3 separate regions of the Mus musculus genome follow, and regions 1 and 3 are each linked to region 2. The links are chromatin loops, found by intact Hi-C in ENCODE. Cell type or tissue: left cerebral cortex. All regions are shown on one strand. Each heading gives the region's core, and the rest is flanking DNA. Links, peaks and the distances in the headings are about the cores only. Region 1 overlaps Fkbp9 (FK506 binding protein 9). Region 2 overlaps Nt5c3 (5'-nucleotidase, cytosolic III). Region 3 has its middle 11 kb from the start of Kbtbd2.

What was found. Peaks named below come from ENCODE experiments on the same cell type or tissue, not always from the same donor. Only the 100,000 strongest peaks of a DNase experiment are listed, where the experiment ranks them.
Region 1: it touches region 2 in a loop (4-fold over the local background); 9 of 42 quality-filtered maps call a loop at or near these places.
Region 3: a loop joins it to region 2, with 7 times the contacts of the local background. A loop is called at or near these places in 30 of 42 quality-filtered maps.

Annotation. Positions count from the first base shown.
Region 1 is chr6:56,846,187-56,854,014 of GRCm38, reverse strand. It overlaps Fkbp9 (FK506 binding protein 9), which reads right to left. Exons shown (of 10, transcript NM_012056.2): 2 at 4,232-4,377; 3 at 3,263-3,452; 4 at 2,508-2,653. Among named protein-coding and RNA genes, the nearest start is that of Fkbp9, 18 kb to the right of the region's middle. In left cerebral cortex, for the core only: CTCF peaks have their summits at 3,499 (motif pointing left) and 5,508; a DNase peak (open chromatin) is centred at 3,471.
Region 2 is chr6:56,905,341-56,913,168 of GRCm38, reverse strand. The region is part of intron 1 of Nt5c3 (5'-nucleotidase, cytosolic III); the gene reads left to right. Among named protein-coding and RNA genes, the nearest start is that of Nt5c3, 15 kb to the left of the region's middle. In left cerebral cortex, for the core only: a CTCF peak has its summit at 4,045 (motif pointing right); DNase peaks (open chromatin) are centred at 4,043, 4,608 and 5,024; H3K27ac peaks cover 567 bases.
Region 3 is chr6:56,804,680-56,812,507 of GRCm38, reverse strand. No RefSeq gene overlaps it. Among named protein-coding and RNA genes, the nearest start is that of Kbtbd2, 11 kb to the right of the region's middle. In left cerebral cortex, for the core only: a CTCF peak has its summit at 3,684; DNase peaks (open chromatin) are centred at 2,781, 3,662 and 6,109.

The DNA.
Region 1 (7,828 bases), core at 1,081-6,080, 59 kb after region 2:
TCTACTCCCTGCATATATGTAGCAAATGTGTAGTTTGATCTTCATGCAGGTCCCCCAGCAACTGGAGTGGGGGCTGACCCTGACTCTATTGCCTGCCTATGGGTCCTCCTCTCCTAACTCGTCTGTCTTGTATGGCCTCAGTAGGAAGGGGTGTACCTAGTCCTGTAGTGACTTGAGGTGCCAGGGTGGGTTGGTTCCCTGAGAGGGACCTCCCCCTTCTCAGAGGTGAAGGGAAACAGAGGGAATGGGGAAAAGGCCATGGGGGTGGCGTATGAGGGGACTGGGAAAAAGGGGGACTGCAATCAGAATATAAAGTGAATAAATAAATAAATCCATGAGATAAAAGATTTTAAAAGAATAATTATATCTTTCAGAGACAAGAAGTAAGACACATTTGTGGTGATTTTCAAACTGTTTCTCTTTAGTATCTTTAGTAAGGTACTCAAATGCCCGACTCTTTGAAGAAACAGTATGCAGGACTGGGTTTGTAGCCAGAAGGATAGCACATTTTGCATGCACAAGACCCTAAGTTTGATCACAAGCACCAACAAATAAAAATAACCCATTATAGAGGTTTGAATGAGAAAGCCCCGCCCTATAGTCTCAGACATTTGAACATAACCTCCCAAGTTAGTAACACTCCCAAGTTGGTAATACAGTTCAGGAGGTTTAGGCCGTAAAGCCTTACTTAGTTAGAGTAGCCCATCCCTGGGGCCCAACTTTGAGATTAAAGGCCTCACACCTTCCAGTTGCCTCTCTGACTTTGGAAATGCATTGGAAGAGGTAAGATCTCACCTCACTCGTGGTACCACACCTGCTGCTTATTGCCACGATGAACTCTTATTCCCTGGATGATCTGTAAGCCCAAATAAACCCTTCCTTCTATCAATTGCTTCTGGTCATAGTGTTTTATAGCAGCAACAGAAAAGTACAACCAAAAGAGCTGTTTGCCGATCTCAAGCATGGAATATAAAACATGGACAGGCTGAGCCTCATCCCCTCAGCCTCCTCTCCCCTTTGCCCTACAGACCACAAAGGCAGAAAACAGTGTGGAAAATATTACATTGGTTATTGCTAAGTAGAATACCATTCGACTTCCTCAATAACACCATGTTTTCATTTGTTTTCTTTTCTATCCTGTTTCTTTAAAATAGGTTCTTATTTACCAGGCTAGCCTTGAACTCACAATCCTATGGCTCAGTCTGTCAACTGCTACTACAGGTGTATGCCGCCACACCCTGCTCTCATTTCTATTCTTTACTCTATGAGTACCTACTGCTTAAATACCTAAAGGTCTCTGTTGTATCCAACCATCAGTATGATTGAATTATGAAATTTAATATGGATAACTAATAAACCTTATTTATCAGTCAACACTCTACTTCTCTTCATAGGACAGTAATTATTTTATTTTGCTTTCAAGACAAGGTCTTATGTGGCCGAGCTGGGCTCCAACTTACTGTGTAGCTGAAGATGACCTTGAACTCCTCAACTTCCTATTCTCACCTCCCAGGTACTGAAATTAGACGTGTGCACCCCCATGTGCTGGGGATCAAGCCTGGGGCTTCATGAATGCTAGGTAAGAACTCTACCAACTCCACAATAGTCACAGCCAATGGTATGCTTTGAGTTTATCCAAGTAGAGCACACACACAGACACACAGACACACACACACACACACACACACACACACACACACACACACACACACATACACACTCATAGAGCTAACAAAGGAGGAAAGCTGGGAAATATGTCAATTTAGACATCAGTGGCTAAACCTTTACTTTGATGTTTACAGCTTCTTAAACTGTCTAGACCAAATCTTGCTTACAAATAAGAAAGTGAGAGAAGTTGGTGGCCAGGGCTGCAGCTGGCAAGGCAGGGAGGAACACAGCGCTTAGCATGAACACTGATGTCCATGAGCAAATGCAAGTCTAAACAGAAGATCATCCTGCCTAGCAGTGTCCAACAGACCTCTCTGTAACAATGGAAACAAAGGGTGTTGTGGAGTAGCACAGAGCCCTTCGCAATGTGTGGCTCTCTCATACCAGAGATGTGAGGCTGTGGCCAGAACTGAATTTTAATATTAATTCATTTTTGCTTCAATGTAAACAACCACGTGTGGTAGCCAATGGCTACCATAGTTGTACTATAGTTGACCTAGAGCAAAAGGCAGGATATTTCTCAGTGGACACAGATGAACTGATCACTACAGACAAAGGTAAAGACAATAAGGCTAGAGAGGTGCCTCAGAGATGGATGACCGAGGAGTTAAGAGCACTAGCTGCTCTGTCAGAAGACTTAGGTTGGGTTCCCAGCACCCACATACAGCAGCTCTCAACAGCCTGACTCTCCAGCTCCAGGAGATCTGAACCTCTCTCCTGGCCCCTATCGCAATGCACTCATATACATGTACAGAGAAGCAGGCACACACACAAACTCACCAATGAAAAGAAACATACAAGAATGAACGAGTGAAGCTCTGAGGAAGAGAAGGACTTACCATCTCCCTCCTCCCCGTAGGCCAGAAAAGGGGGGACTGTGATGATACGCTTCTCGCCGACACACATGCCCAGCAGCCCTTTGTCCATTCCAGGGATCAGCCATCCAATCCCCACGTACGTGTCATAGGTTTTCATGCGATTATGGCTGAAAAACATCAAAGAGGAAGGAAGCAAGTTCCATACCATTCCTAACTCATCCCTTGGGATTTCTGTTTTCCAAGTCTCAGATAAACACAAAGCCCACAGTCACCCCTAGGAGCAGGGTCTTATGTGGCCCAGCAGGCATATATCTCATTGTTAGGAAGAAATGAGAAGTTCCTATGGATACCGGCAGTCAACAGCTCTCCTACTCACTGAGTTCTCTGCCATTACGGAAAATCTCAGAGAGTTCCTTCCCTACTTTTTACCCTAGCCTCAGGCCTCTCTATAGTTCTCCCCTTCCCTTTCCATAGACAAACCATATAAATGACTCAAACACCCATGAGTTTCCCTGGAAACATGTCTCTTCACTTAAATGGAGATCTGCAACTATGGTTTAACCATTTAGTCATTTAAATGAAATTTTTAATTTCTTCTAAAGGTGTTATAGTTTGACCCTGGCACCAGAGTATCAAACAAAATTATATGAGGAGGGATTTAGTACTAAGTATAGTTTGGTAGAATACATTTTCTGGTTTCCTAATGAGCACAGAAAGAAGACACGACAGAAGGAACCAAAGGCATTTCACACACTGCCACCAACAGTGGCACCTACCTGGAATCAAACAGTGTCCCATCCAAGAACGTTCCGTTGTAGTGGTACCTCACAAAATCCGATACTTGGATAGTCCGAGGGCAACTGGGAGGCTTGAAATAGGTCTGAATGTGAACCTGGTCTTCAGAATTCCAGATATCCACCAAGAGTACATCAAAATGAAGAACTGAGTTTGGAGGGATCACACCAGCTGGAAATTAAAGAGCGTTCACACTGAGAGACTGCCATCTTCTGGCAACTCCGAGACTCCCTAGAAAGCAGCGGTTGAATAGCTATCTTCTGTCGAACCGCTCCCCTCAGGAGGGAGGAAGTGGGTATGGAAGTGGGACTGGAGAGACTAACAGAAAAAGATGTACTAGGTTCCTCTCCAAAGTTGTAAAAGTGTAAACAGTGGCTAATGAGAGGAATTGTGCCCTAAGGAGCTGCCTCCAAGTTGAGCTCCAGAGACACAGGTTTTATCTGCCACCACCCGTATCACAGTGGGCTTTTTAATAATACAGTGGCTGCCCGGAAGTAACCCCTCAGCCAAGCTCCTGCAAGTTACTCCAGTGAACTCATTAGCTCACCAGGCTGAATTTAGTGGGATCTTTGGTCTGCTATCAATGACCTACGTGCCTAAGTGGGTTAAATAAACATGTGCTCACATCCCACAAGTAAGAAGTCAACTGACCACTGCCGTGATAACAAAAGCCAAAAGAATTCAAACCCATCACAGATGTACAATTACAAAGGGCTGATTCTTCCTCCAAATAAAATTAAAGAAAGAGAAAAACTTCTCCTCTTCTCAAGAGTTCCTTAGATACTCCTGTGTCGGCACTTTCTTCCATCTCTAAGAGATAAACCTATACTGGAAATGCTAGCTATGGGTGTTGGGCCTTTCTTTTTCTTCTATTAAAGATCCCAAATTCTCCAGTCAGGTTGGCTGGAGGGGCTGCAAATGTGTCTATAAATAACAGAATGAAGACTTACAAACTCCTTCACTTCCGTAGGCAAGGTTTGGGGGAATCGTCACAAGACGCCTCTCGTTTACGCACATCCCAACAAGAGCTTGGTCCATCCCTGCGATCAGCTGGCCTTTTCCCACAAACACATTGAAGGTAGAGTCCCTGTCATAGCTGACAATCCAGAAGGAAGAGAGAGAGAAACAAAAGCACAGTTATTGCCATAGTGAAAACAGTTTCGTGATGGTCACAGCAGCAGACAAAAAGGCCTGCCAAGGAGTTACTGACCCAGGATTTGTAACCACTGGACAGCATCTGCAGGGTCAAAGTTCTTATATTAACTTCAATATAAGTAGCCAACAAATCCACTTAAAATTGCTTGCCGCTGGACTGATGAGCTTAGGCCCAGATCCAGGGCTTTGAATTAGCTCTCCCCAACATGTCCCCTTCATTGGATGAACTGTTAGAGTGCATAAAGGGACCCCGTCCTACAGATCCAAAACTATAGGATCTCCGTGACACAGGGCAACAACAGAATATCCATATCCAAGAGGAATCATAATACAGTTCCAGTATTGATAGTGTAGCAGAAGCCAGAGGCCTCATACCAGACCAATGACTCACTGCAATGAGCATTTGCAAGCAAAGAAGTATGGACAAAAGGGTATACTGTGAGACACATTGTGACACACTACAGCTTCCACCATGAGATTTTTTTTTCTTTTGGGGGATAAGGTTGCCAGGATGGAGAAGTATATGGGGTGGGGTGAGTAGAATTGGGGCGCATGATGTGAAATTAACAAAGAACCAATAAAAAGTTTTTTAAAAAATACTTACCACACAAGTTTGACACCCTAAGTTTGATCCCCCTGAGCCCACAGTGAAAGCAGAAAGTCCTGAAATTGTCCTTTGATTTCCTAAGCCACACTGAGGCAGATGCAATAGAGAGGGGCTGCACATGATTAAATGCTGACATGGCAGGCCATAAATAGCAAGACATGGATGGGACTTACACCCTGTTCTTCAACATTAAATTGAGCAACAGAGTTTTATCTTCTAGGAGATGTATTGGTTATGTGCTCTGAGAGATATATAAATGAAGGCCAAGACAAGTTTGTCTCTAACTACTTTATACACTAGCAGAGAAGCCCATAGGTTCAAACACTGTGTGTGGAAAAGGCCTGATAGTCCATAGTAACAAAGGAAGTTGTGGGGAAAGGGCCACAAGTTCAAAGGTAGCCTGGGCAACCTTCTGAGACTGCCTTGAAATTTAAAGGGAAAGAGGTCTGGAGGCACTGTGCAGTGGTGGAATCTAGCATTGCAAGGTTCTGGATTTAACTCCCAGCCCTGCAGACTGAAGAAAAGAATCAGGGTGGGAAAGGGGAAATGAGTGCAAAACCGAGAAAAATAAGCAAAAGAAACCTTGCTGAGTATCTTGGTTTACAATAAGAAGCAATGGAAACAACTCAAGGGGATAGCCCTGCCTTTGTTTTAGTCAGATGGAAAATAAATTGTCCTGTGGCCATCTTACCGGTTCCTACTCGTCCATATTGAAGGGTGCTCTCAGTGAGTGAGGGGTAAGGGTGCTCTCAGTGAGTGAGGGGTAAGGGTGCTCTCAGTGAGTGAGGGGTAAGGGTGCTCTCAGTGAGTGAGGGGTAAGGGTGCTCTCAGTGAGGGGTAAGGGTGATCTCAGTGAGTGAGGGGTAAGGGTGCTCTCAGTGAGTGAGGGGTAAGGGTGCTCTCAGTGAGTGAGGGGTAAGGGTGCTCCCAGTGAGGGGTAAGGGTGTTCTCAGTGAGTGAGGGGTAAGGGTGCTCCCACTGAGTGAGGGGTAAGGGTGCTCTCAATGAGTGAGGGGTAAGGGTGCTTCAGTGAGTGAGGGGTAAGGGTGCTCTCAGTGAGTGAGGGGTAAGGGTGCGCTCAGTGAGTGAGGGGTAAGGGTGCTCTCAGTGAGTGAGGGGTAAGGGTGCTCTCAGTGAGTGAGGGGTAAGGGTGCTCCCACTGAGTGAGGGGTAAGGGTGCTCTCAGTGAGTGAGGGGTAAGGGTGCTCTCAGTGAGTGAGGGGTAAGGGTGCTCTCAGTAAGTGAGGGGTAAGGGTGCGCTCAGTGAGTGAGGGGTAAGGGTGCTCTCAGTGAGTGAGGGGTAAGGGTGCTCTCAGTGAGTGAGGGGTAAGGGTGCTCTCAGTGAGTGAGGGGTAAGGGTGCTCTCAGTGAGTGAGGGGTAAGGGTGCTCTCAGTGAGTGAGGGGTAAGGGTGCTCTCAGTGAGTGAGGGGTAAGGGTGCTCTCAGTGAGTGAGGGGTAAGGGTGCTCTCAGTGAGTGAGGGGTAAGGGTGCTCTCAGTGAGTGAGGGGTAAGGGTGCTCTCAGTGAGTGAGGGGTAAGGGTGCTCTCAATGAGTGAGGGGTAAGGGTGCTCTCAGTGAGTGAGGGGTAAGGGTGCTCTCAGTGAGTGAGGGGTAAGGGTGCTCTCAGTGAGTGAGGGGTAAGGGTGCTTCAGTGAGTGAGGGGTAAGGGTGCTTCAGTGAGTGAGGGGTAAGGGTGCTCTCAGTGAGTGAGGGGTAAGGGTGCTCTCAGTGAGTGAGGGGTAAGGGTGCTTCAGTGAGTGAGGGGTAGGCCAATGCAATGGCTCAGCTGGTGAAGACACCTGCTGCAAGCCTGACAACCTGGGTCCCTGGTACTCACATGGTGGATGGAAAGAACCAACAACCACAAGACATCCTGTGGCCTCTTCATGTGTGCCATGGCAAGCATATGAGCTGGCACACACACACACACACACACACACATATACTACAGGTAACACAGCTACACTATCAAATGATACCATTTTCCATTTACACATATGCAGATACTATGGAAAGATCCATTTTGAAAAACCTGAGAGGGGCAGGGAGTTACTAACTGCTAGCACTTATGCTTCTGTGGCCACCCTTCCTTTTGATACATCTGCCTTTTCCTCATTTTTTCCTAAGGATCGATTTGATGAAGCAATTTGAGGTGCCGGCTTCCTCAGACCTTCCCCCTTCCCCGGCTCCTCCTAGTCTAATACCCCATTTTAATTCAAGGTCAGTGAGCAGAACAGGATTTCCAGCCTGGGCCACACTGGAGCACAAAGAAGCACGTGCACCTTCTACACACATCAACCTCAAACCTCCACGATGGGGCAAATGCCACCTCCTGTTCTGCCAGCTCCTGGTTTTTGCCTGAGCATGGCCATATCACAGTACCGTCCTCGGAGCCATCCTTGGGATTGTGATAATGAAACTATAAGCAAGGCTTCTAAGACTCCTGAGGACCAGCACATGTGGGAGCAGCAACAGTACCCAGGCAGGCGGGGGCTTTACAAATGCATTCCTCATCTACAGAACATGAATACAGTTTCCAAGCTTAATACAATTTTTTGAAGTGCACACACATCCTATTTTAATAGTATTAATTCTTTTTCTAAGAAGTTTGCACATTTAGCATGGAATCCTATTTAAAATGTCCATTAAACTGAAATTAAATATTCAAAGAATCGGTTTGTCGATAGAGGGATTATTGTGGGCACAGCTAACAGATCACAAATCATTCCTCTTAAAATGACATTAAGCATAAAAAAATTGCAAATTAAACTGAAAATGTTTCTG
Region 2 (7,828 bases), core at 1,193-6,192:
ACCTGCAAATAAGAAAAGACCAGGAATCGGAAGTTTCTCTTTGGTTGGTTTTTGTTTGGTTGTTGTGTTTTGAAAGGAGTCTTCTTATAACTGTAGTCTAAGCTGGGTTCAACTGATCCTCCTGCCTTTGTCTCTGGGGTTCCGGACAGATATGCACCCTCAGGTCTAGCTAGCCCACTACTTAAACAATTGTGCGTGTGTGTCCGTGTGTGTGTGTGTGTGTGTGTGTGTGTGTGTGTGTGTGTGTGTGTGTATTTACACATTTGCAATCACACATAAGTGCAGGTGCCTTCAAAGGCCAGGAGAGGGCCTCAGATCCCCTGGAGCTGGAGTTACAGGCAGTTGTAAGCTGCCTAGCATAGGTGCAGGGAACTGAGCCCAGGTCCTCTGGAAGAGCACCTAACTACTGAACCATCTCTTCCGCTGCCAGGTTTTCAGTATTTTACCTTTTGATACAACTGTGAATGGGATTGTTTTCCTGATTTCTTTCTTAGCATGTTTGTTATTTGTCTCTAGAAGGGCTACTGATTTGGGGGTGTTAATTTTGTATACCCCTATTCTACCAAAAGTGTTTATCTGTGCTAAGAGTTTTCTGACAGGGCCTTTGTAGCTTTTATACATAGAATCATATCCCCTGTAAATAAGGATACTTTGACTACTTTCTTCCTATCTGTACCTCTTTTATTTCCTTCTTTTGTCCAAGCTAAGACTTAAAGCACTATATTTAATAAGACCCTTGTCTTAGTCCTAACTGTAGTGGAAATGCTTTGAGTTTTTCCTTTGTTTGGTATAAGGTTGGCTGTAGATGTTTTGTATTTAGCCTTTATTATGCTGAGATGTTTATTCTGTTCCTAGTCTCTTCAGCAGGATGGAGTGATAATCATTCTTTTGAATTCCTTCTTTAAGATTATGTCAACTTTACTCTTGTTGGAGGATGTTACTTTGTGATTGGTAACTTTTAAGAATTATGCTACTTTGATTTTTTTTAATGTTTCTTATGTTTTTGAATTGGGACATACCTCTGGAGTTCAGGCATTAGTTGTATTTCCTCTCTCTCTCTCTCTCTCTCTCTCTCTCTCTCTCTCTCTCTCTCTCTCTCTCTCTCTCCTTCCTTCCTTCCTTCCTTCCTTTCCTCCACCCCTCCCTCCATCCCTCCCTACCCCCTCTCTTTCTCTCTCTTATCACCTGAATTCTTTGTTGAAAGTATTTGTACCATTCAAAGGGGACCAAGTTATAAGTGGGTTGTAGTTTTGGTAACTTCATACTCATATCCTTAGTGCTGGGCTAGGCTGCATTTCTAGCAGAGTGCAGAAGAGTTGTTCTCTTTGGTTCATATCCTCACTAGCATTTGTTGCTTTTGTAATGACTGCCATTCTGATGGGGGGTTTGAGGGTGGGGGGAATCTTAGTTAGGGTTTTAATGCTGTGACAGACACCATGACCAAGGCAAGTCTTATAAAGGACAACATTTAATTGGAGCTGGCTTAGAGGTTCAGTCCATCAAGGTGGGAGCAGGACAGCATCTAGGCAGGCATGATGCTGGCAGAGCTGAGAGTTCTACATCTTCATCTGAAGGCTGCTAGTGCAAGACTGACTTCCAGACAGCTAGGGTGAGGGTCTTAAGCCCACACCCACAGTGACACACCTACTCCAACAAGGCCACAGCTCCTAATAGTGCCACTCCTTGAGCCAAGCATATACAAACCATCACACTGGGGTAAGATGGAATTGCAATATAGTTTTCGTTTGCATTCTCTGATGACAAGTGTAGTGGTTAATTTGCTGAAGAGTCTTTGTGTGCTTTTTAAAAAAAATAGTTAATTAATAAAATCCAGAATGAATTTAGAATCATTAAACTGATGTTTTTCTCTTTTTCTGAGCACACACCAAATTGGCATTACTAAAACCTAGAAATAGGGAGCAGAATTTAAAATAAGTTTCGTGTCTGGAACTGTAGCTCGATTGGAGAGCATTTGCCTGGCATGCAGTCCCATTACCACATAAGCCAGGTGTTATGGCACACACTTGTAATCCTGTCAGCTCAGTAGGGGCAGAGGTGCAAGCCTATCACTATCTGTATGAAACACTGTCTCAGAAAATGGGAGGGAGAGGTGGGGAGGGAGGGAGAGGGAGAGAGAACAGAGAGCTTCAACTTCTAGAGCTGTATAAAATCTCCACAAAGGCTTGGCTTTAATTTTCATAGTAGTTGAAATATTTCCTATATAGTTTTGTGCAAAATCCTTTTCTTATTTACCTTTTCTTGCTTTAAAAGTAGTTTAAGCATAAAAATCATTTAGAGATAATTAGAATACATAAAAGAACTTTTATTTTAAATTTTGGTTGTGCTGGGAATTGAATTCTGGTCCTGGCGTGTGCTAAGCAAGTAATCTACCATAGAACATTTGCCCCCATAATTATCTGATTTTTATCATTATTAATTATTTATTCGTTATTTTATTTTGAAAGAAGGTCTTGCTATACAGCCACATGACCTCAAATTTGTGATTCTCCTGTCTTAGTCTCCTGAGGGCTGTTCTTTATTTTTCAGACAGGTATTTGCAGTGTATCCCATACTATTCTAAAAATCACTGTATAGACAGGGCTGGCCTCAAACTTGCAGTCCTGGTAGACTGAGAATCATTTGGGGCCTTTAGAGCTGGTTAATCTGCTACTAAATTTGAATTGGGATATGGGTATTTCTTCTGTTATAGTTATTTTTCCTATCCAAAGAATTCTGCCCTTCAAGAGGAGACTTACTAGACATATTGTGCAAGCTTTCGGGTGAACAGGAAACTTTATTAAGATTAGGTTGGTGCCTCATGCGCATCCTAGTACTTAGGAGGCTGAAGCAGGATAATTTTTACAATTTCTAGACTACTCTGGGATATATAATGCATCAGCTACTGCATGAGATACTGCCTCAGTGCAAAAAGAAGAAGGGGGAAGGGAAGAAGAACAAGAACCAAAGCAATATAACCAAAACAGAAGGAAGGGTCACGATGACATAGGTGACAGAGAGCTAGATTGTGTATGGTTCATGACAGGGACCCTTCTTACCTGTGTACGGGTCAGGGAGCTGGGCTGTGGTTCATTGGTCACTTAGCAGTTTGTGATGCTTCTCAGAAAGGTGACTACTGGTCTTTCACAGCTGGCCTGGTCCAGTATGTTGAAGTCCATGGATGTAATGAGACAGCGAGGCAAGATATTTAAACCAGAACCAAGAGAGTGAGGCGGCCCTTTCATTTTTCTGTGTCCCCTAGTTCCAAACTACGTATAAAGCCTCTGGCTGATAGCGTCAGCATTTTCACCATGTATTTAAATGTAGTGTGAGTACCTTACCTGAGAGATTGTTTTCCTCCCATTAAAGTATCAGCCATGGCCTGGCCAGTAGCACTTGAGAGGCCAAGGCAAATGGAGCTTTGTGAGTTCCAGGCTAGCCAGGGTTATTTAGTGAGACTCTGTCTCTAAAATAAATACATTATTTAATTAAATAAGCAAACAAAAGTCATTAAATACAACAAACAAACTAAACACCTTGTATGGCTAGTCCTGGTTGTTAAGTTGACTATATCTGGGATGAACTACAATCTAGAATTGGAGGGCTCGCCTGTGATCCAGATCTTGAGGCTGGAAGACACCAGTTTCTGAGCTGGATTAGATCTTGGCATGGAGATCTTGCGGCATAGTGGCCATGAAAATTTAGACCCAGGCAAGGTAGTACACGCCTTTAATCTGTACCACACATTCTAATGGAAGCCTACATAAGGACATTGGAAGCAGGAAGAGTCACTCTTCTTTAACTGCTTGTACTTACTTGCCAGCACATCTGTTAGAACCTACTTACTTCTACAGAAGACCAGCTGAAACAACTCGCCTCAAGACTGAGCAACTACTAGATTCTTGGGTTAATTGGACTACAGACTGTAAATCATCACAATAAATTCCCTCAATATAGAGACATTCCATAAGTTCTGTGACTCTAGAGAAGCCTGACTAATACACACCCCCATCAGTCAGGAACGACTACGTGATGCAGCCTTCTGTCAGCAGGTGGCAGGCTTCTCCTGCTGCAGTAGGCTGCTTTCCAATGTTGCTGCACTAGTTGTGTTGCTGGATAGGTAGTTAAATTTTTTTTTTCTTGGTGTACATTCATTGTCTGAACGTTATGCTCTCTCTCTCTCTCTCTCTCTCTCTCTCTCTCTCTCTCTCTCTCTCTCTCTCTCTCCCTCTCCTCTTTAAGACAGTATTTTACTATGTAGCTTTAGCCTTGTACACTCAGAGATCTGCCTGTTCTTGCCTCCTGAGTTCTGGAGCTGAGTGTATGAGCTGCCATGCCTGGCAGACTATGTACTCTCATGTAAACCCTCAGAGTTACCTTAACATTAAGCTATAAATTTTAAACAAGTATGACAACACCCAGATGTGGCAGACTTGTTTGTCATCTTGTCATTTTGTTTTATATGCTGTTTGCCTTCTCTCCCTTCCTTTTTTTTTTTTTTAGTCTACTAGAGTACAAAAGATACAAAATCATCTTGCAGTTGATGAGGGGTTGCATAATCTGTTGGTAAGCTCCTTCTTGTAAGTAGGTGGAAGTAGATACCGCAGCCTGAAACATCCTCTGTACTCGTGGTAGTCTTCTCTACCTTGTCACATCACATTGTCTTATTCATATTTCTCCACATGCCCTTCTAATTGGGAATTTAGGTTAGAGACAGCATTAAGAACACCATAATCTAAGCAGCTGTGGCATGCCCTCCTGTAGTTTAAACTACAGGAGCCTAAGGTACAGGATTACTTGAGCCTATTGAGAAAACAATAAATGTCATTTTATTTTTGAAATACCACTCTTAAAGGTTTATTTATGTGCATCACTGTTACTTATACATATGAATATTTTGCCTGCATGTGTGTGCCTGATGCCTAGAGAGATCAGAGGAGGACACCAGATGCCCTGGAACTGGAGTTACAGATGGTTGTGAGCTGCCACGTGAGTGCTGGGAACAGAGCCCAAGTCCTCTGCGGCAGTAGCCAGTGAGGTTAACCACTGAGCCATTTCTCCAGCCCTCACATCACTACATTCTTATACGCAGCTTTCTCAGGAACAGCTATCAGCACACCAAGGTCAAGGTCTATCTTGTCAAACTGTTAGAATTCTAAAAGAACAACTGATTCACTTGGTGGATTCTTATAGAAGCAGATGGGAACCACTTGAGAACTCTTAAGCTTTGTCACATGCAGAAATGCAAAACTGAAATGTGCTGACAGTAGTTAGAAGAAGAAGAAGGAAAAGAAAGACTAGAATCAGATATGGTATAAGGCACACCATAATCCCAGCACTTGGGAAGCTAAAGAAAGAGGATGGTAAATTTGGGGCAGGCCAGGGCTATATAGTGAAACTGTGTCAGAAAGAGGGGTCTGCAGGTGAGCGGGACACACTACAGTGGGACTGGAGCTGGAAGCCCTACAAGTTGAAACCAAATCTCTGGTTTGGGGAATGGACTTGGGACCAAGTATACACTACATTATTTGCCTAACTTGTAAAATGTTCCACCTGGAATTATTAGCACAACTGTCTGTTAAGCTGACTCCAGCAGTCTGAAACTTTGATAATCACTGCATCCAGGTAATGCTAGTGACACTCACTACAGAAAAAGCGAAAGGAAGTCAAGTCACCTGCAAATCCCTGTCCTTCATCTCTGGTCACTTATTGATACTGATTTGCTTGTATTGGCTGTTACAGCATACAGTCTAGTTTGCTACTAGCGCATTTTAGATTTTAGGATCTATGAGTGCAATTAGTCAGGTTTCTTTTTCTATTTTGGTCTTGTGACAGTATCACTATGTAGCCCAAACTAGCCTGTAAATTCAAAGGTCCTTCTGTCTCAGTCTCCTGTTACAGGCTTGAATTGTCTTTGTGCTAGGAATCATCCCATGGCCTCCTGCATACAAACTAAAGCACATGGTTTTCCACTGAGCAGTCCTGTAGCCAATCAGTCATGCTTCTTGTGTATTGTTGCACTTGGGAGACCTGAAAATCTTGCTGTGTGCTGAACTGTCTCTCTCTCTCTCTCTGTTCTCTGTTTAAGTGTATCAGATAGAATGAACCAATAGGAAAACCTCACTTTACCACTTTGATTTAATGTGCCCTATACAAAATAGCAATCTATAGTAACAGTGTTTCTTTTGAGCAGAGAACAAACTGTATGTTCTGCAAAGTCCAAGATACAAAAACATCTTCATCTTGTTCTGTTCCAGGCACAGAGATCCCGCTACAATAGGATGGAAGTAACAGTTAGAGTCATGCAAATCTTGATATACCAGGACATGGCACATTTAGCATGAAGCATGGAAGACTTTTTAAATAAGAAAAAAGTTGTAGGCTGCTAAAGAATGTGTTTGAGTTTCTCAAAGGAAATTTGAAATCTCAAGCCACCTAGTTGAGGTTTGGGGAAAGGTTTTAATATCTGTTGGGGTGGAGCCCACAGGCCCTCCCCATAATCAGACCAACCAGCTTACCAAGTAGACTGGGCTGGCTGGTCACCAAGATCCAGGGATTACAAGCCTGTGTCACCGTACCCAGTTTTTTAAATGGGTGTTCTAGGGACTGAACTCGGGCCCTTGTATTTTTCAGGGCTGACCAAGTCCTAAGAAACTTTTTCGTGGCAAACTATGAAAAGTTCTGAATAGTTACTCAAGCATACAAGTAGATATCACTTTCTCCATTGATAAAGATAGCAGACATCTATTACAGTGTCAGAGTGGGAGAAAATAACCTGGCGGATATCCTGTCCCCCGTAGTTCTGTCCTTTGGCATTGCAATTCCTCATCTAGTGCCTGCCGTTAGGAGGGACGTGGGTGGTTTCAGCCAGGCCAGCCACAGTGCAGAGATGAAAGTCCACTCCACTGCTGAGGACCCGCCTCTGTGACTTTCAGCTTCTTTCTAGCCCTTCTCAGAAAACAATGAAAAATCTATTTAAAACAAAACTGGTTTTGTGTTGCTTGTTTTGTGGTTGGTTCTGAGATTCAAACTCAGGGCTTCATGAATGCAAGACCACTGACTTACATCCCTTGCCCCCAAAAGTGTTTGTTATTCAGTAATTTTTTTGTACATATTGTTTGTACATACAATGTATTTTGATCATTTTTCTCCACCAATTCCTCCAAGATCCTCTCAACTTCCCTACATACTAAACTGTGTTCTTACTCACTGTCAGCCGGATTCTCCCTGTCTCCCTCTTCCCATTTCTCTATCCATCTCCAAAGAAAAAGGAAAAAACTCACAGGAACATCAAAACAAACAAGCAGAAGACCACCAGTAATATCCCAAAACAAGAAAAAGTCCACAAAAATATCATTGATTTTGTGTGTGTGTGTGTGTGTGTGTGTGTGTGTGTGTGTGTGTGTTGGCCAGCTGCTCCTGAGCACATACTCTGCCCTGAAGTATCATGATACACCCAGTGACACACCGTTGGAGAAAATTGATTTTTCCCCTTGTCGATTGCAAATAGCTTCTTGGTTAGGGGTGAGACCTTTTCTGGCTTGAACCTGTGCAAGTCTTATGTGTGCTGCTAGCCTATATGTGCTCATATGTGCGTCAGTCCTGTTGGACGTATCTAGAAGTAGAGCCATTAATTCAGTACTTTCGGTGGCATTACTGTTTTGTGTTTATGCTTCTTGTATGTGCCTGTGTGTGCTATGTGTGTTTGAGTGGCCACAAGCACTTGTCATGGTGTGGAGATCAGAGAACAACTGTGAGATTTGGGATTTGATTTGTTTTGTTTTGAGTCTCAGGGATGGAACTTGTGTTGTCAGGCTTTATATCTGTTGAG
Region 3 (7,828 bases), core at 1,295-6,294, 100 kb after region 2:
ACCAACTTCTATCTTAATTTACTTTTCTATTGCTGTGATAAGACACTGTGACTAAGCCAATTAAAAAAGTTTAATTGGGCTTATGGTTTTAAAGAGTTAAAGTCCATGATGGCAGAGCAAAGGTGTGGGAGCAGGAAAGACTGAGAGCTTACTGTGAATGGCAGGAGGGCTTTAAAATCTCAGAGCCCACCAGAGTGGCTCCTCCTCCAACAAGGCCACACCTCCTAATCCTTTCCTAACAGTACCAGTTGGGAACTGAATGAAAAATGGGCACAGTAAAGAAACCAAAATACCTTCTCTGTGGGTCAAAAGGGAAAAGTTTATTCCAAACTACAAAGGTTGTCTCCTGGGAAAGCAAGGAGAAGCTGACAGGGAAAAGATTTTGAGGGATAAGTGGGACCAGGAAAAGGGGGGCTTCTGAGCTGGCATGAGGCTTGTGAGCCCAGACTGAATGAGTCTAGAGTGTAAGCATTGACCTTGACAAGTTAATGGGCACCACAGCCATAAGTTAATGAAAGGACCACAAGCTCCTCTTGCCAGAGATAAGGAGAATGACTCCTTTTTAGCAAACAAGAACTTTCTTCAAGCCCCTAAAGGAATGGGAACTTTGGTCTAAATGCCAGCCTTGGGAAACAGACTTTCTTGGGGGACCAGACAGAGGCCAAGTATTCAAACATATGGGCCTATGTAGCTGCTGTGGTGGGGGGAGGGGAGTCATTCTCATTCAGACCACCACAGAATACTATAATATTCCCAAGCTTAATTGGCTTTTTTTATACTAACAGCATAATGATCTACGTCTTGAAAGCACTGAAATAAACCCATCCCATAACTTCAAACTCAAGGATGCTGTGCTCAGGCCCCATTGCCCCACTCCTCTCCATCAAGAACATCCCTATGACTTTAAACAGGCTTCTCTAACCTGTGGTCCATGGGTACATGTGGCCAAAATATGATTGAGGCTCAACACAAAATTGTAAAATCACTTAAAATATTAGGAGGGTAGTTTTTGCTATTGTAATGGGTTGGCCTAATGCTGCTTATATTCTAATGCTAATCTGAGGGCCCCAAGACTGGTACCCCAGAGACAAGAGAGTCTACATGTAAGACACTGAGTGGCCCTAGCCCCAGTTAATTATGATTGGTGAATAGAGATGCCAACAGCCAATAGCTGGGCAGAAGAGACATAGGTGGGGTTGAGATGTTGTGGGCTTAGAGAGAGAGGAACACAAGGAAAAAGGAGGAGGCAGAGGCAATGAAAAAAGAATGTGCAGGAGAGAGGAGAGCCACCATGGACTAAGGGCCAAGAGAACATGGCCTTGTGGGCTGCCCAATTGGAGCTAAGAGCAGTCCAGATGGAACATAGTGAATAGTGATGATTTGGGGTATTGATAGGAAAGTGGATTCTAACAGCGTAGAGGGTAGGCAGCTGCCCAGCTATTGTGCTGCCTAGGGCATATTAAAATATGAAGGCTGTGTGTCTTTCATTAGGGAACATAAATGGTCAAAGGCAGGGAAGAAGCCTCATGCCGGGATCTATAATTATTTTCTACTACATTTGTAATTCAATTGTGTGGTGCTCAAACATGAACTTTGTGGATAGCAGTGTTACTTCACAATGTCAAAAGGTTGGACATGCGTGGAAGGGAGCCCACCCTAGAGACCAGAGTGTTCTTCCAACACCATCATCCTAAGCCTGTGAAAGATAAACCTCCCTTGCTACAGCCCTCCCCTGACACAGCCCTCCCCCAGACACAGCCCTCCCCAGACACAGCCCTCCCCTGACACAGCCCTCCCCCAGACACAGCCCTCCCCTGACACAGCCCTCCCCCAAATACAGCCCTCCCCTGACACAGCCCACCCCCAGACACAGCCCTCCCCCTGACACAGCCCTCCCCCTGACACAACCCTCCCCCAGACACAACCCTCCCCCAGACACAACCCTCCCCCTGACACAGCCCTCCCCCTGACACAACCCTCCCCCAGACACAGCCCTCCCCCAGACACAGCCCTCCCCCAGACACAGCCCTCCCCTGACACAGCCCACCCCCTGACACAACCCTCCCCCTGACACAACCCTCCCCCTGACACAGCCTTCCCCTGCCACCCTTTCCAGGAACCTTTTAGGGGCAGGAGTGTTGCTCCTGTGCTAACTGCAGCTTCCTCTATCATTACAAAGCCAGTGGGGTGGCAGAACTGGCTGACTGGCCTCTGCCTGTGGCATTGGTGCTGTCCTGCTAAGTGGGCTGAGACCTGCCATACTCTTCAGTACCACCACCATCATCTTGCTGAGGAATGGCAGCCTAGGGCAGCTCCACTTCTCCCTCCTGGACAGTTTTCGTCAATGTGATCTGCCTCCAAAGAACATTGCATGGCCTCCTCGGATTGACTGTGTGGAGGTAAGCCGGTTATCATAGATTTTCTGAACTTAGAGCCTCCACTTCTTTGTTTTTTTGTTTGTTTAGTTTAGTTTAGTTTAGTTTAGTTTAGTTTAGTTTAGTTTAGTTTAGTTTAGCGAGACAGGGTTTCTCTTTACAGCCTGGCTGTCCTGGAACTCACTTTGTAGACCAGGCTGGCCTCAAACTCAGAAATCGGCCTGCCTCTGCCTCCCAAGTGCTGGGATTAAAGGCGTGCGCCATCACCGCCCAGCAGAGCCTCCACTTCTTGAACCTGAAGCTGATGACTATTGGGGAGACGGTAAGAGATAAAGAGAACAAAGACACGCAAATGTGGGGCAGAGGAGGTCTGAGGGAGAGTAAGATTTGCAGAGCAGTTATCCCCAAAGCTTGCATAATGCAGAAGGTAAAACAGGGCATGGTGGAGACTCGTGATTCTGCGGCTTTGGTTAGAAAAGGTGGGGGTGAAGAAGGCTACAGAAACTGTGGGCAGATAAGCTAGCAGTTGAAAAGGAAAGGAAAGGAAAGGAAAGGAAAGGAAAGGAAAGGAAAGGAAAGGAAAGGAAAGGGGGGGTCAAAATTAGTGTCCCCTTGCATAGGATAGAAAGATATAGGATAAGAGTTAGTGGCAGCAGTGTGTGTGTGTTAGTGCAATTCATATATGTCTTGCTTCTGTCTTATAGAAAAAGTTATGTAAACTCTTAACATTATTCATACAAGGAAATGGAAACCAAAATTTTTCTGTGCCATCAAATTAAGGATTTGAAAACAAAGAAAAAACCAAGTTTTGGAAATGGAATAGCTCATTTTCTCAATAATGAGTTTCTGTGAAAATCTATCAGTGACTGTTGCTATTTTCAAGTGTGAGGATACACTAATTTTAAAGAAACGTTTAGTTTTAATAATCTCACTTGGGGTGTTTTTATTTTATTTTTTTCTGGAATCAGGAAAAGACACATTACTCCAGGCTAACAGACTTCCATTTCAGTCAGCATCCTTTATGGTTGGTTGTAGCAATCTTAAGCCATAATTCAGCATCAGGCAACCTATGACATTGTTGACCTTGATCTTATTCCAGCTGTATGTAGATCAGGGTGGTAAATAGTGTATTGGTAGCCACAGGCACAGAAAATGTTCCTGGAATTGGTTTGTCCACAGTGATTTTGCCCAGCTCTGATTACTGTAAAGGCGGACCATCCCTTCCAGTTATTCCTCTGGCTCATTCTGAATAGTATGCTGGTTTTACACTAGGGATATACGTGGGCTAGGATCTCCCCCTAGTGTTGAAACATTGGAAACACATCAACTGCAAGCATCACTGATCAGAATGGAGATGCCATCTGATGCTGACAGCTCACAGGAAGTTTATAATTTCTGAGAAGATAAGCACGATGCCAGATTGGAAAGATTTGAACAAACACCTAATCCCTCAATGCTCAGATGACAGAACAAACCAGCAACCATCCAGAACTTACCTAATGGGCAAAATAAAGAGCCAGAAAATGGCCAGATAGCAATTAATATTGGAGAGCTCCTAGGTAGAAAATATTAAACAGCTGTTTTAAATCCTTGAAGCTCAACCTATTGAGTTCAATCTATGGCTCTCTCTAATATAGGACTGAACACTCAGTGTCTATTCCCTACACTGTGACCAGCTGTCCATTCTTTCCATTGGTTGATGGAAAAAAAGACACTTCTCTGACCAAGGAAACAGCAACTCAGGACTATCTATGGGTAATATGTAGAAGGCACATTGGCAGCAAGACCATTTTGCAACATACCAATAGTGGATTCTACCCTGTGAGCCTATAGAGACCATTCTTATTCAAACCACCACAGAATCGTACTAACTAGTGGGTTTTCTTTTTTTTTTATTAGATATTTTCTTTATATACATTTCAAATTTCAAATGCTATCCCGAAAGTTCCCTATACCCTCCCCTAACCCTGCTCCCCTACCCACCCACTCCTGCTTCTTGGCCCTGGCATTCCCCTGTACTGGGGCATATAATGTTTGCAATACCAAGGGGTCTCTCTTCCCACTAGTGGGTTTTCTTAAGGCTTTTGTATACACTCAAATTTTGGCTGACCTACCTACTACATTTTCCTCCCTTCCATCCTCCTACCTCTATCCCTGCTTATTCCTCTAATGCCCTGTATCTCCTCCTCTTCTTTTATTTCACATGTTTTCTACTATCCTTTAAACTGATTTTAAATTGGATTGTGAGATAGTAGACTTCTGTATGGCTTTTCATTCACTCTTCCTTTGGGTTAACCCTTCCCTCCACCCTACTGGTCTCCCCTTCCTGCTTAAGTCCTTCTAACCCCAATATTTCACCTCTACTTTTATTTTACTGACAATGTTCAATCTGTGCTCCCTTAGCATGTCCCCAAAAACACCTCTCTAGTTTCCTGGATTCCACTGTAATCCTCATGCGTGCTAGTCAGTTTGTTCTAACTTCACACAAACTGAGTCACCTGGCAAGAGGAAACTGAAATTGAGGAATTACCTCTATGAAAGTGCCCCATAGGCATGACTGTAGGGCTTTTCCTTGGTTAAAGAGTGATGTGAAACCTCCTTCCGGGAGAGAGTGCTCCTGAGATGATTGAGTCGGTGAGCAGTGTCAGTGATCCCCCACTCTGCTCCTGTCTGAGTCCCGTCCTGACTTCTCTTAGTGACTGGCTGTAATTGAGGCATGTAAGATAATAAAACCCCTTACTCTATAAGTTGCTTTTGGCCACAGTCTTTATCACAGTAGTAGAAAACAAACTAGGACAGCACATATGGGAAACCACGGTGTTTGTCTTGCTAGACCTGAATTACCTCACTTTGGTACATTTTCCAGTTCCTGCCCTTTACCTGCAATTTTCATGTCCTCTTTTTTTTTCTTTACAGGTGAATAATTTGTATTAATGTCTATCACATATTTCTTATCCATTCTCCAGTTGATTCTGTTTCCTAGGTCTTGTGAATAAAACAGCAATGAACACGGATATACAAGTATGGAGATCAGAAGACAATTTGTAGAAGTCTGTTTTCTCTTTTCACCATGTGAGTTCCCAGGAATAAAATTCAAGTCTTCAGGCTTGGCAGCAAACGACTTTACCCACTGAGCCATCTTCCTGCCTCTGGTTTTTAGTTTTGGTGACTGGGGTCACACTTTACTGTCTAGGCTGGGGTTCTGTGGGATCAAGTGATCTTTTGTTTCAGCTGAGACTACAGTGTGTTGCTACATTGTCTGTTTTACTAAGCTTCTCTAGAGAGGCAGTATTGAAGAAAAGTCACTCTGTGTGTGTGCATGTGTGAAGAATTGAATCCATAGCTTTGTGCATGTCAGGCCAGTACTCCACCACTGACTGTCATCTCCAGCCCTTTGGTTTGGGGGACAAGATCTTGCTATTTACCTCATGCTGGTTTCAAATGCTCAGTCCTCTTGTCTTAGCCTTCTGAAAGCTGAGACTCTAACTCTGAGACTCCTGTAAGATTTGTTTGTCTGTTCATTTGTTGTTTATCATGTCAGCCTCAGTGGGACAGGAGAATCTCACTCTGCACTCACTTGTATTTCCAGCCTCGGGTTATTACTGGCTGTTGATCAGCTGCTTTTGTTTCCAGCCAGATGGACTTCTCCAAAGACTGTGTGGGTGTCCTCATGCCATGGTGGCTAGCTTCCTCAGGCACTAGTAATGAGGGGGTGTGCATAGCAAGATGCAGAGAGAGGAAAGAGAGAAAAGGACAGAGATAGAGTGCTCTCCAGATGGAAGGCTACCATCCCTTCCACCCTACACATGGTGCTGGGATGGAACACATGCCTTGCTTTATGTGTCAAGCACCCTGCTACACAGTTACTCACATCTCCTGAGTCTTGCTGTATACTTCTTTCCTTTATGCAATTCAGTGAATCGTGCACTGTCAAACCATGGGCTTTACAAGAAGTGAGACATTTATCATAAAACATACACATTTACACAACCTAACTTGAGTATCAGATGTGGTTAGACAGTGATCTGGGATTTAGATAGTGTTTGGCCCATTTACCTATTTGCACAGGTTGTGCAGGCCACATGACTCCTTTTCCTTTCCTGTTGCTTGGTGTTAGGGACTGACCGAGGGCACCATGTGTACACACCACACACGCTCCTGCTGCACTGCACCTGCTGTCTGCCATCCCTCCTGGAATCCTGGAACATACATCCCTCTGGATTCCTGAGTCCAAGGTTCTGGTTCAGCTGCACTTTGTGTCTTTATCAGAGTCCATTGTTAAATAACAGTTTCCCCTTCTTTTAAAACAGATCGTTACTGTCTTATGTGTGGGGGTGTTTTTGCCTGCATGTATGTCACACCACTTGTGTTCAGTGTTCATGGAAGGGTGCCAGAAGTTGTTGTCAGATCCCCTGGAGTTATAGATGGCCATGAGTTGCTATCTAAGTCCTAAGAATCAAATATGTGTCCTGTAGAAGAGTAGCCAGTGTTCTTAACAGCTGATTCACCTCTTCCGTCCCTAAGCCTTCCCTTCTTAAGCTCTGCAGTGGGCATTTTCCAAATCATTACTCCCTTGAACAATGAATTAAAGTTGTGTTTTCAGGAATTTAATCATAGACTGAGTTGGGATAGTACAAGAGAGAGTTTGGTCTTTTTACTTTACTTTCCTCTCTCTTTCTTTCTTCTAGTTCTTTCCTTTCCTTCCGTGCTTACTTCCTTCTCTTTTCATCTTCTGATGCTGGAGTTTGAGCCCAGGGGCTGCCAGGCAAGTGATGTGCCTTGAGCTATACCCCTAGCTGGAGAGCATTTGTATCACAGACAATTTAAAGTGAGTCTTAGGGGAAAATGAAACCAGATTCTTAGCCAAAATCTCTCATGGCCTCTATCCTACTTCTTAATGAAATCCTTTGTCTGCGGTTCCCCCGCCCCCAACTGCCGAAGTCTCCGAGCCAGGCTTCCACTGTATCTCTCTCACCATTCTTGTCTTCTAAGTTCCCACCAGAATGTCACACACACTACACTTTGTGTACAGCAGAGACTCTTCTAGCCTGAAGGATCAAAAATTTCCACATTCACTCCACAAACCTGTTCCAGAGGCCTAAGAACCACATGTCCAGATTCATCAGTGACATCCCTACTCCTGGTACCAATGTTCTTTCTTAGTCATCGTTTCCTGTTACCGAGATAAAATATCCTGACAAAAACAACATTTAAGGAAGCGAGTGTTTACTTTGGCACAGAGTCCGAGGGTGAGGTGCATGATGGGAAGGGAGTCCTGGTAGCCGTGATTGAGCTGGTCATTTTGCATTCACAGTCGGGACACAGAGGAGAATGCTGGTGCTCAGTTTGCTTTCTCCTTTCTGTGCTTCTCAGGACCCAAGCCCAGGGGATGCTGTTGCCCACCCTTTTAAAAAATACCTTTTTTTTTTTTTTTTATGTCTATGGACATTTTG